Linked DNA regions of Homo sapiens: region 1 is linked to region 2. The links are chromatin loops, found by intact Hi-C in ENCODE. Cell type or tissue: breast epithelium. All regions are shown on one strand. Each heading gives the region's core, and the rest is flanking DNA. Links, peaks and the distances in the headings are about the cores only.

What was found. A loop is a pair of places that touch in the nucleus more often than their neighbours do. Peaks named below come from ENCODE experiments on the same cell type or tissue, not always from the same donor. Only the 100,000 strongest peaks of a DNase experiment are listed, where the experiment ranks them.
Region 1: a loop joins it to region 2, with 5 times the contacts of the local background. A loop is called at or near these places in 1 of 110 quality-filtered maps.

Annotation. Positions count from the first base shown.
Region 1 is chr16:6,802,362-6,808,850 of GRCh38, reverse strand. The region is part of intron 3 of RBFOX1 (RNA binding fox-1 homolog 1); the gene reads right to left. Among named protein-coding and RNA genes, the nearest start is that of RBFOX1, 790 kb to the right of the region's middle. In breast epithelium, for the core only: no CTCF peak of the experiment used is centred there; no DNase peak of the experiment used is centred there.
Region 2 is chr16:6,923,490-6,929,978 of GRCh38, reverse strand. All of the region lies in intron 3 of RBFOX1 (RNA binding fox-1 homolog 1), which reads right to left. Among named protein-coding and RNA genes, the nearest start is that of RBFOX1, 910 kb to the right of the region's middle. RefSeq lists enhancers at 2,711-3,385, 3,386-4,060. In breast epithelium, for the core only: no CTCF peak of the experiment used is centred there; a DNase peak (open chromatin) is centred at 3,037.

The DNA.
Region 1 (6,489 bases), core at 1,626-5,625, 120 kb after region 2:
CCTTGGTAAGAGGTAGTGATTTTCTATGAATTAGAGATATTGTATGTTATGACTGGGAGAAGACACAGATACAGTTAATACCCAGACCCAGAGATAACCAGGTATTTGTCTGTGGAGAAAAGAACAGTATTACCTGGGGGCAGAGGTTGGAGGAAGCATTACTCTTCACTGTATACCATTTTTCTGCCTGGTAAAATAAGATTCATATTAATCTATTATCTATTCAAAATTTACATTAAAATAACAACTACCAACACCCTGAGATGATAAATTTGGCAGTTATTCCCCATCAGACAATGTTTGTTGAGTATGCAAACCTGTCCCTCTTAATCTCAGAGAGTAATGGTGCTGTTTTATTTTCCATCTGAGAGCTATTCACTGGGGAAGCAAGGGGTGAGATCCTTGGGATGTAGTTTATTCACTGCAAGAAAAGGAACTCTGCTTCCATAGCACTTAAGAAAGCAATACTTTAGGCATTGAAGGGAGTGACAAGGGTGCTTCAGTGAAGTAGGCATAATCAGATGGGAATCAGTGGTGGGGTGATATTAGAAAGGCAGGAGAGAAAAAGATAAGAGGTAATTCCAAAGTGATGGGGCATCAGTAGAATATAAAGGCTACATGCTGGAAGCTAGTGCATACTTCAATAGAACTATATATATATATATATATATACACACACACACACACACATATATAAGGTATAATATGCATATTATATATAGTTCTATGCATATTGCTACATCCTATATATATCTAGTTCTATTGAGTATGATTATATATATATAGTTCTATTGTATAGGATAGTATATATACATATACACAAGGTATAATTTGCATATTATATATAGTTCTATGCATATATATATACAGGGTACAATACGCATATTATATATAATGCATATATTACATATGCATATTATACCCTATATATATATACACACACACACACACACAATAATATATATTCAACAGAACTAGATATATATACTAACATACATATTCAATAGAACTATATATATAATAAGCATCTTTTTTTGAGATGGAGTCTCGCTCTGTCACCAGGCTGGAGTACAGTGACACAATCTTAGCTCACTACAACCTCCATCTCCTGGATTCAAGTGATTCTTCTGCCTTAGCCTCCCGAGTAGCTCCGATTACAGGCGTCTGCCACCATGCCCAGCCAAATTTTTTATTTTTAGTGGAGATGGGCTTTCACCATGCTCGCCAGGCTGGTCTCAATCTCGTGACCTTGTGATCTGCCTGCCTCAGGCTCCCAAAGTGCTGGGATTACAGGTGTGAGCCACCACACTCCGCCATAGTATGCATCTTAATATCATAGGACAAGCAAAGTCCCATTAGTGAGTGCAGAACTCAGGACCCCAGCCCTGTGTGCTACTCCAACATTCCTCCAGCATTTCCCATCCAGGTGAATGGCACCACCATTCAGTCAACCAACCCTAAATGCAGAAATCAACTTGGACTCACTCATCCTTGTCTCAAAATTCCCATTATCAATTTATTGCCAAGTTCTCTTCATTGTATGCCCTAGAACTCTTGAATCTGCTGTTTAGTTCCCATCATCTCCCTCAATACCTTAGTTTAAGAGGGCATCAGCTGTCACTTGAACTACTGGAACAGACTCCTAACTGGTCTCCCTGTCCAATCTCCAATCTGTTTCTCACATTGTAACCAGTGTTTTATTAAAAGGAAAAAAAGAGGCTGGGCACGGTGGCTTACACCTGTAATCCCAGCACTTTGGGAGGCTGAAGCAGGCATACTACTTGAGGTCAGGAGTTCAAGACCAGCCTGGCAATCATGCTGAAACCCCATCTCTGCTAAAAATACAAAAATCAGCTGGACGTGGTGAGACGTGCCTGCAATCTCAGCTACTTAGGAGGCTGAGGCAGGAGAATCACTTGAACCCAGGAGGTGGAGTTTGCAGTGAGCTGAGATCATGCTATTGCACTCCAGCCTGGGTAACAGAGCAAGACTTTCTCTCAAAAAAAAAAAAAAATATATATATATATATATATTTATATATTTATTTATATATATAAATGAAAAGGAAAGAGAAAAAGAAACAAAGAAAAAATAGAAAAAGAAAGGGAGAAAAAACAGAAAGATGCTCCCCTGGTAATACATGTAAGACAATATCACCTCATTAATATCAATATTATCATTTTAGCGCATATAATACAAATCTGTTACCGCGTGTAGGTAAAAGACATGTTTTAAAAAACCAATGATGTGATCAAATTTGCTGGGAACTAGTTCAGGCTCTTTAAAATCCATTTCTTCTCCACAGACTATCCATGTAAGATGGTGAACTCATTCAAATGCTTTTATTTACTGGTCAGAATAGGCCCAGCAAAGATACTTTCTGAAATTATTTAACATTTGTTAGCTCTAGTTAGCATATGAATTTGAAAAAGATGCAAATGTATTACAGTCTTTCTGGTTTTTCCTTATTACAGACCAGTTTCTCATTCCATCTTTCAAAACTCTATAGTTTTTTGGATGACATTAAAGTAAATATTCAACATTATCAGGTTACTACAAAGCTTTATAATGACTTTCAGGAAGGAAAAGTACTTCATAAAAATCTCTAAAACAAATACTGGCTATAGAACAACATCCAATTAATTAATTTGCTAATTTTTCTCTTATATTGTGACCTGTGGCAATTCTATACTCATTTCTATTCTAACTAATTCCACTCTAAATCATCTAAATATTCAAACTGGTTCTTGGATGAATCATCTTTGTGAACCATATACTTCTCCAAGCTGCTGGATGACTTCTTATAGAGCTGCAACTAGCAAATATTTTGAGTATGAATACCCACAGTTTTTCCCCTTCTCACCTCACAAAAGGTAACTCCTCCTTTTCCAGCTTGGCTTTTGGAATTCTATGGTTTAGAACTAAAGCAATGAGTAAAGAAGATACAACAGGGAAAGTAAAGGCTAGTGATTCGTGTTGGAAAGAGCCAAGTGTGACTGTAAGGAGAAAGGCGGAGATAGATGCTGAGGACAACAGGGCAGCGAAGATGTGAAAATCTCCACATGGCTTGGGTGTTACACTTCAGACTTTACAGTGGAGGGAAAAACCTTGAAGAAAGGAGGGTACATTGTGAGGCATGCAGAATGGACAAGATGGTAAGGATAATTTCACATGTTTTCAGCATTCATTAACAGACTTCCCTCCTTGTAAACATCCTCGAAGAGATACCAGGAATAATTTGATTTGCTCTTCATTGTCTGATGATCTGTATTCCTTTCAATGTGATAACTGAAGTGAGAATTTTTTTAACTTTTATTTTAGGCTCAGAGGTACATGTACAGGTTCATTACATAGGTAAACTCATGTTATGGGGATGGTACAGATTATTTCACCACCCAGGTACTAAGCCAAGTACCCAAGTTATTTTTTTCTGCTCTTCTCCCTCCTCCTACCCTCTATCCTCCAGGAGACCCCAAAGTCTGCTGTTCCCCTCTGTGTGTCCATGTGTTCAAATCACTGAATTCCCACTTGTAAGTGAGAACATGCAATATTTGTTTTTTTGTTCCTGTCATAGTTTGCTAAGGAAAATGGCCTCAAGCTCCATCCATGTTCCTGCAAAAGACAGGATCTCATTTTTTATGGCTGCATAGTATTCCATGGTGTAGATGTACCACATTTTCTTTAGCCAATCTGTTATTGCTGGGCCTTTAGGTTGATTCCATATCTTTGCTATTGTGAGTAATGCTGCAGTGAACATTCACGTGCATGGGTCTTTATGGTAGAATAATTTATATTCCTCTGCATATAAACCCAGTAATGGGACTGGTAGGTCAAATGGTATTCAGTTTTCAGATCTTTGATGAATTGCCTTTCACAGTGCTTTTCACAATGAACTAATTTACACTCCGACCAACAGCATATGAGAAGTCTTTGAATCTCGCTTTTTGTTTTTCAGTTAATGTTTGGGACACATGGCCTTTTTAAGAATGAAATTGACTATGGAGGACATAACTGCCAATACTTTACCTATAAGAAGTCAGAGTGGCAAATGCACATACTTGGCAATAGAGTAGGGAACGGCCCCCAATCCACTGCGTCCCATTCTAGGGCTCTCATGAAGTAAACAGTACCCTGTTCTGCCCCAGTCATGTGTGAGGTCAGCACTCTTATTCTTTAGAAAGTTGGCTGTTCTAATGAATAGTTCATTCTCATTACTGACATCCTAATGAAAGAACACATTGTGAAACTTGATATTAATCCAATCAATCTTCCTAGCTTCCACAGTAGCCACATACAATATTTAGAGTCCAATTTAGAATTCTTTATTTGTAGGATGAAGATTATTTATGCACCTAGAGCTGTTGAGCCTGTTAGTTCCATTGGAGGGCGTGTACCATCCAGTCAAATCTTCAGTCAGCAAAGAGTTATTGTTGACCTGAAATACTGCAGGGCTAGATGGGGCATTAGGGATCCTATTAGAATTTAACTTCCATGAAGGAAGAAGTCTTATCAATTTACCCTGGAGTTAAAATTTGTATGTATTGGCAGGGCTGGGTGGCTCATGCCTGTAATCCCAGGACTTTGGGAGGCTGAGGTGGGCGGATCAAGAGGTCAGGAGTTTGAGTCCAGCCTGGCCAACAAAGTGAAACCCCATCTCTACTAAAAATACAAACAAGTTAGCTGGGCATGGTGGCGGGCACCTGTAATCCCAGCTACTTGGATGCCTGAGGCAAGGAGAATCACTTGAACCCAGGAGGCAGAGGTTGCAGCGAGCTGAGATCATGTCATTGCACTCTAGCCAGGGTGACAGTGCAAGACTCCATCTCGAAAAAAAAAAAATTGTATGAGTTTTATGTACTATACAGTTTAGCTTCATATGTTATAACGTGCAAATATTAGGAAACTATGGGTTCTAAACAAGATGCCAGATCTACAACAATGGTAAAAGCTTACATTTCAGCAACACTCTGCAGCTTACAGCATGGTTTTTTATTGTAAAAGGAGTTCTTTAGGAAAAAATTAGAAATGTAGCCTGTGAATCTCCCAGTACAACTCTCTAACGAACATTCCTTATGAATCTTATTCTCTCACAAGTAATAGATTCTCAGAATTACTCTTAAGCAAGATAAGCCAAAACAAAGTCTCTATTCTCTGTCTGGTAAAATATCTGCATATTTGTTCAGGGAGAAATTATTAATGGTGAAAGATTCTTTTGCTAAAGTCCATTCGGTTTAGGAATCCTGTTTCCTTCTCAGTTACTTTATTTTACCACCATACATAATTTAAGAAGGCTGATTTTTGTTTATCTGTTTTCCATTTAGGAAATCTGGAAATCTAGATTATACACAGATTGCACTGGGGAGCTAAAAATTTCAGTCCCTAGGAAAGTAATAACAAATGTTTGTTTTTCCAAGGCCAGAACGCCACTCTCACTTTCTCCCTTCACTGGGAAAGGTTTCCAGATTGTGCCTGCAGATTGTTCTTCTCTGTACGGCTGGAGGCAACACTTCTGCTGTAGTTTTCTGCTTCCAATGACTAAGGAAACAATGCCAGTTCTGGGATGTGGGCCTTCCTGAAAATTGAAGTTTGCACTTTCATGCAGAAAGCTAACAGCAATGTCATAGGCAATGAGGGTCAAGTGAACATTTTCGACTATTTTCAATCATTTGGTGTCCTTAAATGTCTAACTCATGGCATTTAAAAGAAAAAAAAAATCAAGGCATGGTCTAGCTCAGAGGTTTTGAGTCTGCAGAGTGGGTGATGGGGAAATTAAACACACACACAAAGTAACATTTTGAGTTCAATGGAAATGAGTAAGTCCCTTTTCCTAGTAGCAAGGCAGCTAAAAGACTTTTAGAACAGATTAGAAAAGGAGAAAATAAAAATTGTTGTGGAAGAAGCCATCTTCCCTCTTCAATAAATATTTAACCCTAAGGGAAACTAAAATAACTTCTTTGCACAATTCCACTATGTCAGCTCCTTAAAAGAAAGGCAACTTAAGTTAGTTTATAAAATTCTTCATAGCCAAGTCTCCGAAAAATATTTTGGGTCAGCCTACTTCAAGAGTATCATCTAACAATCAGATTCTTACAACAACGTGGGGGAATGGCTTTTGCCGAAATGAATAAAGGAATATAAAAACCATCAAATAACATGCACTTTTTTTGTTTTTAATTGAGACGGAGTCTCACTGCCACCCAGGCTGGAGTACAGTAGCACAATCTCAACTCACTGCAATCTCGGCCACCCAGGTTCAAGCGATTCTCCTGCCTCACCCTCCCAAGTATCTGGGATTACAGGTGTGCACCACCATGCCCGAGTAACTTTTGTATTTTAAGTAGAGACAGGGTTTTGCCAAATTGGTCAGGCTGGTCTCAAACTCCTGACCTCAGGTGATGTGCCCACCTCGGCCTCCCAAAGTGCTGGAATTATAGGCATGAGCCACTGCGCCAGGCCATAACATGGACTTTCTAACATTAACTGTTAAAA
Region 2 (6,489 bases), core at 1,279-5,278:
GGTTTGCCAGTCATTCTGATTCCTGACGAACTATGGGGTAAGGAATGCATAGTGGATGTTTTCCTTCCACACATTTTCTGTCCTCCATAAGGGCTAAAGCAGTGTTTTTTAAATGTAGGTCAGGATGAAAAGAGATTTAACTTTTAATATTTGAATTAAAACAGCATGAGCAACTTCTTTGAATACAATAAAAAAAGCTACAGGATATTCCCTGAAACGATCATTTCTATTTTCCTCTGCATTTCATAAATAATAAATGTGTTAAAAAAAATAACCCCGTAGTAACACATTCTCTAACACACTAGTTATGCAAGCTGGATATAACTCTGAGAATCCCTAAAGGTGAGAAAAATTGAATTTGGTGGGACTTTTTTTAAGCTAAAAATTAAATTTCCCCGGCCCCATGCAGACCTCTTCCCTCACAGCTACAGTCATAACTGGATTTTTAAGCCTTCTGAAAATATTGTGGCTTGCAATAAAGCAAAGCACTGTGTCAAAAACTGCTTAGAATACAGAAAAGCACGCTTCTGATATATACCAGGGAACTGCTGTTTACCTGGTGGAGGCATCAATACTGCTTGTGGATGTCATTTTGACAATGGTGACGTGCACCGGGATTCTAACCTTGCCTATATTCACATTATGAATGAAAAAACAAGGTAAACCCCTCTTCCATTTACCAGAGCTTCCCCAGTTTCCTACCTCTAATCCAACCCTTAGCAATATCTTCTTCTTCTCTGTCATAAAGGGTAGGATCCAAGCAGTTAAGAACACACTTGCCTTCAAAGAGTAGAATGTGTTTGCTCTGAAGGTAGTAGGGTATCCAGGAGAAGAGATGTGTTTAATAAAGTATTGAAGAGTTGCAATGTGGGCCTGTGAATTAAACACTAGACTGGGGAGTGGGGCAAGCATGGTGTTTTCCTGGCGTCTTCCTAACTGGCTCACATCTGCTCCCTTGGAACTCAAGCATGCGTGTCTGTGAATGACGCTTGCACCGTGAACATCTTTACTTCCCAATGACATGAGATGACATCTGCTTTGGGGACTTGAAGCCCCCATATCTGACAACTGATGCTCTACTGGGCTCCATTTCTAAGTTTCTGTGGTGATGATGGTGGTGGTGGTGGTTTTAACTGGCTGATTTTTTTGTGTGTGTTACTGTTCTTTTTCTGTGTGCATATGTCTTTTCATAGCGGAAAGAAATCAAACAATGTGAAATGATGAAACACACACATATGCAACCGTGATTGATTGGCAGACATTTTAATCTTTTACTTACCACTCTGACCTCACAGTTCTTCAGTAATTTGAGGGCTACTTTTGAAGAATCCCACATGAATGCAAGGCTGCTAGAGACCTTGGGAGCTACAGGGTAACTGTAAGACACATTGCTGATCCCAAGGAATTTATAATTTCCTTGGGCCAACAAGGTTACCCTGGATAAAACGATTAGAGAAGACAAGAGGTGCATAATTAACGCATGAAAGCAGTCTTATTTCTGAGTTGAACGTTCTTTCCTCAAGCATGTCCTGAGCTCTTGGCTGCCAGCTCACCCCTTCATTATCCTACAACAACCTCTGCTCCCACAGGGCCCTTTGTTGGCTCCAGAAATCAGGATTCTCTTTTCCTCTTTTCTTTCCCCGCCCCGTCTTCCTCCAGATCGCCTTTGTCCCTGATCTGATGGTTCACAACCTTGGCTGTAAGCTTTTAAAAATCTGGATGCCCAGGGATCCTCAGACCAATTAAATCAGAATCTTCGGGGGCAGTACCCAGACATCAATCTTTTCTAACACTCCCCATGCAATGCCAATGCACAGCCAATGCTGAAAACCCCAATCACACACACTAAGAATTGTGCCATCTGCCGAAGGGACTGAAGGGAACCAAAGTAAAGAAGCAGCTCCCAGTCATCTGGGGCTTCAACCCAAGTTGGGGAAATTATAAATCTAGAGGGGTGGGTGCTGGGGGTGGAAGCCAGCAGCAGCGGAACAGCAGCTCAATGGGAAACTTTACGGAGATGCAACTACCTTCAAGATTATGACCAATGCCATTATATCATTATATTTAGTGTTTAGATGATGTTTAGCGTATGCTATTAGTATATGTACACACTTGAAATGATGTGTTGTGAGATCCACATTTTCTATTTCCTTCAGTGTTAGGCTTCTGGCTCTTTAGGGTGGTGGCTTAATTCAACAGAACAAAAACAATGATTGGAGATTTTAGGTTCCAGGCCTTACATAGGGCACTGACTTATAATCAGCCTTGCTACAGTGCCCTAAAATCTGCTCCCCCAAAGGGCAGCAGGTGATGCTGACATCCTCACTATTATTCAACATGCAGCAGATGTCTATTAAGCCCCTGCTAAATGTCAGGTACTTTTCCAGGCACACAGGACACAGCAGTGAATGATGCAAAAACGAAAAACAAAACAAAACAAAACAAAGAAATATCTGCTCACATGGAGCTTCCATGTGGAAAGAAAGAGAGGAAACATTTTTGAAAATAATGATCAGCCTGTTAACACGAGACGTTCGGATTTTTTTTTTTTTTTTTTTTTTTTTGTGAGAAAGCGTCTCACTCTGTTGCCCAGGCTGGAGTGGAGCGGTGCGATCTCAGCTCACTGCAACCTCTGCCTCCCGGGTTCCAGCGATTCTCGTGCCTCAACCTCCCAAGTAGCTGATACTACAGGTGTGTGTCACCACACCTGGCAAATTTCTCTATTTTTAGTAGAGATGGGAACTGGCAGCTTCAGCAGGACCTAGGGTTTCGTTAAAAAATGAAATCCCTGAGCCCCACCCAGACCTAACAATTCAGAACTTCTGAGGGTGGGGACCCTCTAAGTCTCTAGGGGATCAAACCCTCTGGGGGAAGCTAATGCAAACTCAAGCTTGAGGCCCATCGGTATAGGAAAAGAAAAATGGTGGGTGGATTTAGGTAACGAAGGGTTAATAGTAATCGCTGGTTGAGTAGCAATTGCTTGACAAAGCTGTCTGAGAAGCTGGCAGAGGCCTGAGTAAGGCAAGGAGGAGCAACTGCATTCCAGCAGTGACAACAAAACCCAGGCCCTGAGGGAGTACCTGCTAGGACAATGCGCAGGTTCTAAGTGAAAAATAAAAAGAGTCACGTGGATGTTTATGTATTTTGTATCTGCACGGGACAGAAAGATCAAAACGATAATTTTAAGAACTCAAGAGACCCAGCAGAAGCATTTAAAAGTTCAGTCTCCAAGAAGTGTGCTCTCTTTCACCAGTTCTTGAACGAATTAACGGGAAGAAGAGCTAAGTAGCATTTTTACCTTAACCATGCACATATGTTTACTCAGCCCGCAAAGCTGTGTCTTCTACACCTTCAAGACAAAGGGAGGAGACAGCCCCAGCATGCAACTAGCATTATCTTTCAAAGGCAGAGCCTGCAGGATTTCTCCCTGCAATTTTCCAGAAAGCCTCTCCCTGGCCTGCAGCCTATAACACCGCTACAAATGTCATTAACTTAATCAACCCACTGAACCTACTATCTACATCTGAACACCGATCAGGAGGCAGGGGAAATTCTGAGGCCTGCTGTGTGGTGAGGATCCCAGTGGGTACTTTCTGCAGGCGGGTCTCCTGTTGCACAACTCTGTGTACCCAGTCACTGCCAAATAAGGGTTTTTGTTTTTGTTTTTTCTTTGAGATGGAGTCTTGCTCTGTTGCCCAGGCTGTAGCGCAGTGGTGTGATCTCAGCTCACTGCAACCTCCCCCTCCCAGGTTCAAGGGAGTCTCCTGCCTCAGCCTCTGGATTAGCTGAGATTACAGATGCACACCACCATGCCCAGCTAGTTTTTTGTATTTTTAGTAGAGACAGGGTTTCATCATGTTGGCCAGGCTGGTCTTGAACTCCTGACCTCAAGTGATCAACCCACCTCGGCCTCCCAAAGTGCTGGGACTAACACGAGCCACCAAGCCCAGCCAGCAAGTTGAGGTTTTTGAGCATAGACAGAGATCTGACGGTTGACATGGTTTCCAGGACTACAGACTTAACGATGAGTTTAGGTTACTAAAATAAATTAATTGCAAAAGTAAATAAATAAATAGATGATAAAACAAAATTACATAGAGAAATGTAATTACAGATTTTTTTTTTAAATCACATAACCTTGCAAGGAACTCACCAAAGGTAATTTCGCCAGGCTTATTTTATTCCTATTTCTAAATATCATCCCTACCTGGGGGATTTCCCGTTCTTTGCTTGTCTGTGTTTGGGTGTTTAAAATCAACTTTGATGTATTTACTACCAAATACTTGCTCAAATATCAAGCTGTTAACGCATTCCAGGCCCTACCCTAAGCCCTTTGTAGCCACTATCTTATTTACTGATGCCCCCAAATATTTATGGATTGCCTCCTCTATGCCACCAACTAGTCTTAATGCTAGAGCTATGTCAGTGAATAAAATAGATCAAAATCCCTGCCCCCCCGGAAATTTACATTCACAGTGGAATAGGGTGGATAGGACAATAAATAAATAAATAAATAAATAAATGTGGAGTCCATTAGTCGCATTAAAAAGGATAGGCTGGGTGCAGTGGCTCACTCCTATAATCCCGGCACGTTCGGAGACCAAGGCAGGTAGATCGCCTGAGGTCAGGAGTTCAAGACCAGCCTGGCCAACAGGACGAAACCCTATCTCTACAAAAGTTAAATGGGCATGGTGATTTGCACCTGTAATCCCAGCTACTTGGGAGACTGAGGTACGACAATTGCTTGAGCCCGGGAGGCAGAGGCTTCAGTGAGCTGAGATCATACCACTGCACTCCAGTCTAGGCAAGAGAGCAAAACTCCATCTCAAAAAAAAAAAAAAAAAAAAAAAAAAAAAAAAAAAAAAAAAACCAACAACCTAGATGTCCAACAACGATAGACTGGATTAAGAAAATGTGGCACATATACACCATGGAATATTATGCAGCCATAAAAAATGATGAGTTCATGTCCTTTGTACGGACATGGATGAAACTGGAAACCATCATTCTCAGCAAACTATCGCAAGGGCAAAAAACCAAACACCGCATGTTCTCACTCATAGGTAGGAATTGAACAATGAGAACACATGGACACAGGAAGGGGAACATCACACACCAGGGACTGTTGTGGGGTAGGGGGAGGGGGAGGGGGGAGGGATAGCATTAGGAGATATACCTAATGCTAAATGACAAGTTAATGGGTGCAGCACACCAACATGGCACATGTATAAATATGTAACAAACCTGCACGTTGTGCACATGTACCCTAAAACTTAAAGTATAATAATAATAAAATTAAAAAAAAAAGAATAAAGGTAGAAATATTTTATCACAGTAAGGACAAGAGGTAGGTACTTGCACCTCATTATTTTGCAGGTGAAGAAATGGAGGCTCGGTGATACAGTTTGGATATGTGTCCTCTCTAAATCTCATGTTGAAATGTGATCCCCAATGTTGGAGGTGGGCCTGGAGGGAAATATTTGAGTTATGGGGGTGGCTTCCTCAAGAATGGCTTGGTGCCTGCCATCCCCTTAGTGATGAGTGAGCACTCACTCTGTTAGTTCACACGAGATCTGGTTGTTTAAAGGAGGCTGGCACCTCCTCCCCTCTCTCTTGCGTGTTCCTCTTCCCTGCCCAACATGCCTCCCATGATGAGTGGAACCTCCCTGAGGCCTCACCAGAAGCAGAGCAGATGCTGGAGCCATAACTGCACAGCCAGCAGAACTGTGAGTCAAATAAACCTCTTTTCTTTATAAATTACCCAGTTTCAGGTGGCATTATTGCTATTATTATTATTATTATTATTATTTTTGAGACAGAGTCTTCCTGTCACCCAGGCTGGAGTGCAGTGGTACAATCTCAGCTCACTGCAACCTCCACCTCCGGGTTCAAGCGACTCTCATGCCTCAGTCTCCCGAGAAGCTGGGACTACAGGTACGTACCACCATACCTGACTAATGTTTGTATTTTTAGTAGAGACAGGGTTTCACCATGTTGGCCAGGATGGTCTCAAACTCCTAACTTCAGGTGATCTGCCTGACTCAGCCTCCAAAGTGCTGGGATTACAGGTGTCAGCCACCACAACTGACCTTCAGGTATTTCTTTATAGCAATGCAGCATGGACTAATACACTCAAAGAGGTTCAGTCACTTGCCTGAAGTTTCATGGCTAGAAGGTGGCAAATCCTTTATTGGACTCCAAAATAGACTAACTATTAATTAAGCTTTGATATCTGTGTTCCTGACCACTTTGCTGGCCTTCTACTGCTTTAAAGGCTAGAAAATGGCAGTCAAGGGGTAAAGAGTAAAGGGTGTGTGGGTATATCTGATGCATCTTCCATGCTCCCCTGCTGATTCACTCTCCATCCCATTCCACCCTGCTCTCTGCCCTGGAAAATGGTCAGCCATGATTAACAGAATACCACATCTTTTTATTTATTTATTTTTGAGATGGAGTCTTTCTCCATCATCCAGGCTGGAGTGCAGTGTT